2 separate regions of the Homo sapiens genome follow, and region 1 is linked to region 2. The links are chromatin contacts, found by Hi-C or POLR2A ChIA-PET in ENCODE. All regions are on one chromosome and are shown on one strand. The core of a region is the stretch at or near the end of the contact, and the rest is flanking DNA. Distances in the headings are between cores, read along the strand shown. Region 1 has its middle 33 kb from the start of EREG. Region 2 holds the start of MTHFD2L (methylenetetrahydrofolate dehydrogenase (NADP+ dependent) 2 like).

Evidence for each region. Hi-C counts contacts between places; a loop is a spot of excess contacts on that map. ChIA-PET counts read pairs that join two places held with the same protein, here RNA polymerase II (POLR2A). Pooled maps may share reads with other maps.
Region 1: a loop to region 2 is called in a map of naive thymus-derived CD4-positive, alpha-beta T cell, with 12 times the contacts of the local background. The contact joins the enhancer-like site here to the promoter of MTHFD2L in region 2. A Hi-C loop is called at or near these places in 1 of 168 maps with a recorded cell type or tissue (naive thymus-derived CD4-positive, alpha-beta T cell) and 7 of 50 pooled maps. POLR2A ChIA-PET finds 5 or more read pairs at or near these places in 1 of 52 experiments (naive thymus-derived CD4-positive, alpha-beta T cell).

The regions. Positions count from the first base shown.
Region 1 is chr4:74,396,289-74,399,470 of GRCh38, reverse strand. No RefSeq gene overlaps it. Among named protein-coding and RNA genes, the nearest start is that of EREG, 33 kb to the right of the region's middle. Within about 2 kb of position 1,255, at least 7 of the 41 ENCODE cell types and tissues checked have a DNase peak (open chromatin) inside an H3K27ac peak, as active enhancers do.
Region 2 is chr4:74,156,105-74,159,571 of GRCh38, reverse strand. MTHFD2L (methylenetetrahydrofolate dehydrogenase (NADP+ dependent) 2 like) reads right to left here and starts at 1,454. Exons shown (of 8, transcript NM_001144978.3): 1 at 1,291-1,454. The coding sequence starts at 1,433. RefSeq lists enhancers at 800-1,556, 1,557-2,315.

The DNA.
Region 1 (3,182 bases), core at 6-2,505, 240 kb before region 2:
CCCTCAGTTTGTGGGGAGGTGTGGAGGGAGAGGCCCGGGCGGAACCCGGGCTGCGGGTGGTGCTTGCTGGCCAGCACAAGTTCCGGGTGGGCGTGGGCTTGGCAGCCCCGCACTCAGAGTGGCTGGCCAACCCTGCCTGCCCTGAGCAATAGGGGGCTTAGCACCCGGGCCAGCGGCTGCGGAGGGTGTGCTGGGTCCCTCAGCAGTGCCAGCCCACGGGTGCTGCGCTCGATTTCTCCCCGGGCCTTAGCTGCCTCCCCGCGGGGCAGGGCTCAGGACCTGCAGCCTGCCATGCCTGAGCCTCCCCCACCCTCTGTGGGTTCCCGTGCGGCCGGAGCCTCCCCAAAGAGCGCCGCCCCCTGCTCCATGGCGCCCAGTCCCATGGACCACCCAAGTGCTGAGGAATGCGGGTGCACTGCATGGGACTGGCAGGCAGCTCCACCTGCGGCCCGGTGGGGGATCCACTGGGTGAAGCCAGCTGGACTCCTGACTGGTGGGGACTTGGAGAACCTTTATGTCTAGCTAAGGGATTGTAAATACAGCAATTGGCACTCTGTATCTAGCTCAAGGTTTGTAAACACACCAATCAGCACCCTGTGTCTATCTCACGGTTTGTGAATGCACCAATCAACACTCTGTATCTAGCTACTCTAGTGGGGACGTGGAGAACCTTTGTGTCTAGCTCAGGGATTGTAAACCCACCAGTCAGCACCCTGTCAAAACAGACCACTTGGGTCTCTGTAAAATGGACCAATCAGCAGGATGTGGGTGGGGCCAGATAAGAGAATAAAAGCAGGCTGCTGGAGCCCGCAGTGGCAACCCGCTCAGGTCCCCTCCCACGCTGTGGAAGCATTGTTCTTTCACTGTTTGCAATAAATCTTGCTGCTGCTCGCTCTTTGGGTCCACACTGCCTTTATGAGCTACAACACTTACCGCCAAGGTCTGCAGCTTCACTCCTGAGCCAGCGAGACCACGAACCCACCAGAAGGAAGAAACTCCGAACACATCCAAACATCAGAAGGAACAAACTCCAGACACGCCGCCTTTAAGAACTGTAACACTGCGAGGGTCCGCGGCTTCATTCTTGAAGTCAGTGAGACCAAGAACCCACCAATTCCGGACACACTACCTTCCACCTTCCATGGAAGATGCAGGAAGCTGTGTGTTTCCCTAGTTTCTATTGCCCAGGAATACTTCTGATAAAACATTAAGAATGTGTTCCTGAATTCTTACCAAAAACGAAACCAAAACTGTAAAAGCACAACTGGTGTAATTCTGTAAGGAGAAATACAATCACCCCAGATGTAATTTAGAAATAACTAGAAGTGATTTGAACAAATTATTTAAATTTTTTATTTCTCCCAAGTAACCACCAGTTGTGAGGAACTTCTTTCGAAGTAGTAATAACAGATGGTACTTATTGAACATTCAGTATCTGCCAAATGCTGTTCTTAGCATTTTATATGTATTGATTCAGTGAATTCTTATAGTAGCCCTGTAAGGCAGAGTTGCTATAGAGATGAGGAAATGGTGGCACAGAGAGGTTAGGTAACATGCTCAAGGTGCTTAGTCCCTCTCCTGAACTGGCATGAAAGGTCTCTTCTGTTTAATTTATAAACAATGATAGAACAAATATTGATAGTTCATAGTGATAAAAATAAATAAACCTTTAGGAAAAGCTCTTCCTTACAGTAGAACCCCAAATAACAAATGTAGAAGAAATGATCAAATAGGAAAAACATCAATATGGAAACTAGTGGGTGAAATTTAAATGAGAAACAGTATATTTACATGGTCCAAAAATATCTCCCCACAAATTAGTTATTAATTATAAAGGGCAAAATAGTAAATTTATAGTGGATAAATCTAATAAATGTCATCTTAACAAAATGATCAATCTTAATATCATAAACATTAGGATAAATTGATATCCTGGGGTTCACAATATAAAGTATTCTGAGGGACACACTATTACTTCCAATATGTTCCCTCCAAAGATACATAATCTGATTTTAATTATTAACCAACATCAGAGAAATACAAAATGTGGGACAATTTGGAACAGAGTTGTAATCTTTACAAATATCTAGATCAAGAAGTCCAAAGAAATGCTGAGGAGCTGTTCAATGAAAAAGGAAATTAAAGAGATTGACAACAAAATGCAACCTGTGATCTTGGATTGAATTCTGAATGAAAAAAAAAAAAGAAATAATCATAAAGGACATTATTAGGATAATTTAAATTTGAGTTAATATGGAATCAATGTCAGATAAAAGTATTCAATGTTTAATTTCCTGATTTTGACAACTTGACTATGGTTTTATAAGAGAATATCCTTATTCTTAGGAAATAATCACTGAAGTATTCAGAGGCAGAGCTTTGCAATATCTGTAACTTTTCTCAAATTGTTCAGAGAGGGAGAAGGAATGATGAAGCAAGTAGGGTGAAAAGCTCATAGGATAACTTATGATTGAATCATTTGCCAAGTTATCCTGTAGATATTAATATAGATATATTTTTTATTTTGTTACTTAAACTTAAAAAATAATTGCTGGGAGTTATATCAAACACAAAATTTGCTTATTCTTAGCTTTGGTTTAGTAATTTCACTTTAGGGACTTATTCTAAGGAAATAATATAAAAGAGGCACAATTTTGTTACAAGGGTATTCATCAAAACTTATATGCAACTGCGGAAAACTGAAAACAACTCACACATCCAATAATAGAGTGTTGTTTTAGGATTATGCAGTCATGGCCGGGTGTGGTGGCTCACACCTGTAATCTCTGCACTTTGGGAGGCCAAGGCAGGCAAATCACGAGGTCAGGAGTTCAAGACCAGCCTGGCCAACATGATGAAACCCTGTCTCTGCTAAAAATACAAAAAATTAGCTGGGCGTAGTGGCGGGCACCTGTAATCCCAGCTACTCAGGAGGCTGAGGCAGGAGAATCACTTGAATTTGGGAGGTGGAGGTTGCAGTGAGCTGAGATCACGCCACTGCACTCCAGCCCGGGCGACAGAGTAAGACTCCATCTCAAAAAATATATATATATTATATACATATATAAAATATATATTATATATGATATATATATAATATAATACATGATATATAAAATATATATTATATATATATCATATATATAATGGAGTGATTAAAATGCTGCAGAATAATATTTAAT
Region 2 (3,467 bases), core at 205-2,704:
GAGATGGAGTTGTTTACAGCAAGCTGACAGGGAAATTAATCAAGTTGTACTATTTGAAACAAGTTATCCTCACCCTGAAAAGCACCCCTAAAACAACTGAAATTCAAAAAATAATGATACAAACAAGTAATTTAGAGTGACGGCAAATAATTTCCTCAATTCTTTAAAACAAATAGAATTCTACAGAATCTGCTTTTCCTAGGTAGTAGATCTAGCTGGTAGTTCCAAACTAAGTGGAACATTCTTACCCAACCTACTACAGCTTACACAACTCTGATTCACTGTTATTTTCTCACATATCCTTGTGGAAGACCTAGTCACAAGAAATTATGTCCAAAGCAAATCCTATAGGAAGTAATTTTTAAATTCAGACACTCGAGACTAAGATCTAAATGTACACAATAGGGAGTTAACTGATTTAAATTAAATAAACAGTATCTAAGTTTCCACGTTACCAGTCATTGCTTTTCTAGGGATTGTGCTGGGCACTGGCGGATACAAAAACTCGAGTGAGACACAATTTTGGACGTAAAATGGCAATGAAAGCGCATTTCTGGAAGCCCTGAAAGTCTGAAAACAGAGGCTCTTCTGGACTCACAAGCTCTGGGTCAAGAAGATATATTTTCATCTTGTTAAGACGGATTTTGCAACTAAGACTGGTAAAGCATAAGATAGAAGAGTGCGTACCCTGTTGTATTTGCATGGTTCTTGCCAGCAACCAAGACATGTAATGAATCTAAGTCTCATCACCTGACAGAGGTTTAGGGAGGGAGAGCCATACATGAAAAGACTGAGAAATCTGGATTGATATTTGGTTTTGTGAAACCATAAATAATTTTAGAGTTGGAAAAGACTTAGACAACACTATTAACAAAGGAATTCAGAAACGCAAACATTAGTAAGTCATCTGCACAACGCCTACTCCTTTATTTACGAAACACTAAAATAACCAAAGTAAAAACAAATGTTTGACCAAGCCGACCACGTGTTTTTATACTACCTTTTCTTAGTGCCTCAAATGTCTTCCTAAATCAAGTGCACCTGCTGCAAAGATGGAACATTCTGGTGCGAGAGCCCAGAGCAGAGCACGTTTTCGTTCCCCAAGCTGAGGCAACTGCGACTCGCCCGCGCGACCGGCAAGGCCACCTCACAGACAAGGCTGTCCTCGACCCAGCCCGCCGCCGCGCGGCCGCCCACGAGCCTTGGGCCCCACGCGCGCGAGCGCCGCCCGCGCCCCCGCCGACCTCCCACCGCCAGCGGCTCCGCACCCGGCGCCCGCAGCCCTCGTACCTCACACCGCTGCTCCGAAAGCCCCGGAACGCACTCCCGGGCTCTCCCGGTGCCCTTACGGAGGGTGCTGTGCTTCTGCCCAACGCCGGCGCTCGGCCAAGGCGGCCGCGGAGCAGCGAGAAGCCGCGGACCGGCACCGTCATGGCCGCGGATCCCCGGCTTCCGGACTGGGGCTCCACCTCCCGCGACTCCAGTCCTCGCGGCTGGAGGCCTGGCTCCGCCCTCACCCGGGCTGGCAGGGCAGCAAGTAGCGCTTCCCAGCCAGGTTCCGGCAGACACGCAGAGTGGGGTAAAGAGCGGTTCCCAGGACCGGGGACGGAACTGACAGAGTGCCGGGTCCGCAGGGGGCGGGGCCAGGACCCAAGTCCCGGGCCCTCTGAGGATGTGGAAGCGTGCAGTGTGGCCTGGCGACTGGGCCCCGCACCCAGCCAACATATAGCTGGCATTCCCATAGCGACGGCACAGAGAAGGCCTCCAAACTATCACTTTAGGCAGCACGCCCCACTTTCCACCAAGCCAGAGATCCTGCCCAACAGTCTCCGTGACTACGTGGAATTGGATTTAAAGCAGGAAAGAAGTAATAGGTTCATTGTTTCCCACTTCCTTTGTGAGATTCCTTGGAAGTTGGAGAAAAGAACAAAGGTGTGTGGAGAAGGAGCAAAACCTGGCTGAACAAGGAAGGTCTGGACTTTAGGATTTCTATACTTCTACTTTATCATCTCCACTTTTGGAAGGAAATATTGACCAATATCTGTCTTTTCCTGAGTTATGATCAAGTCGATGCAGGCTAAGAACCCTGCATTGTGTGGTGAGCTTGTGTGGTGAGGAAGCAAAATATCTGCTCCCTCTGAAAAAGTAAAACATTAGACTGTCCATTCATTTTGCAAATTAAGACAGACACACAAAAAACAGTCACAGATAAAACCAGCTGGGAAGTTAACAGGAAACAACTTTTCTCCCAAGGTCAGGCTGCTGCTGTTGAGTCAGAACAACGTCTTTCATAGCTGCACTTTTACTGAGAAAACTTGTTTTTTAAAATCATAGACTGTCAGAAAATATGCTCTTTAAAATCATATCAATAAGAATGGGATACCCTACTCTTTCCTGGCTGATCTAAATCCATTTGACACAAATAAGCAGCCTAGAAGAAAATACAGGAAAAAATCTAGGTGACCTTGGGTTTGGCAATGAGACTTTAGATAAAACACTTAAATCACAATTCATAAAAGAAAAAAACAATTTAAACTTCTGCCATGCAAAAGACACTGTTAATAAAGAAACAAATCACATACTGGGAGAAAATATTCGCAAAACATTTTTACAAGACTTACACCCAAAATATACGAAGAACTCTTGAAACTCAACAATTAAAGAAAAAAGAAAAGCAACTCAGTTAAAAGTGAGCAAAAGATCTGAAAACACCCACCAAAAAAGGCATACAGAGGTCAAAAAAAATGGAAAAATATTCAATATCATTTATCATTAAGGAAATACAAATTAAAACAACAGTGAGATACCACTACACTCCCATTAGAACCGCTGAAGTCCAAAAAATTGATAATACGAAATGCTGGCAAGGATGTGTGGCAACAGGAACTCTCATTCATTGTTGGTGAATAAAAAAATGATTCAGTCACTTTGGAAGACAGTTTGGCAGATTCTTACAAAGCTAAATATCATTTAACCATGCAATCCAGCAACCATGTTCCTATGTATTTACCCAACTGATTTTAAAATATGTCTGCAATAAACCACCATATGAATGTTTATAGCATCTTTATTCATATTCTCCAGAAACCAAGATGTTCTTAAATAAGCGGTGAAATATTCATACAATGGGATATTATTCATCAGTGAAAAGGAGCAAGCTACCAAGCCATAAAAAGACGTAGATGAATCTTAAATACATACTGATAAGTGAAGGAAGGTAGTCTGAAAAGGCTACATACTGCATGATTTTTATTATATGGCATTCTATAAAAGGCAAAATTATAGAGTCAGTTAAAAGATCAGTGGTTGCCAAAGGTTAAGAAGATAGGGTGGAGGTTTGAATAGTGTGTAGCACAGAGGGTTTTTAGGACAGTGAAACTATTTTGTATGATACTGTAATGTTAGACACGTGACACTATGCATTTGTCAAAACCTACAGAACTTTACAACAGGAAGAGGGAAACAAA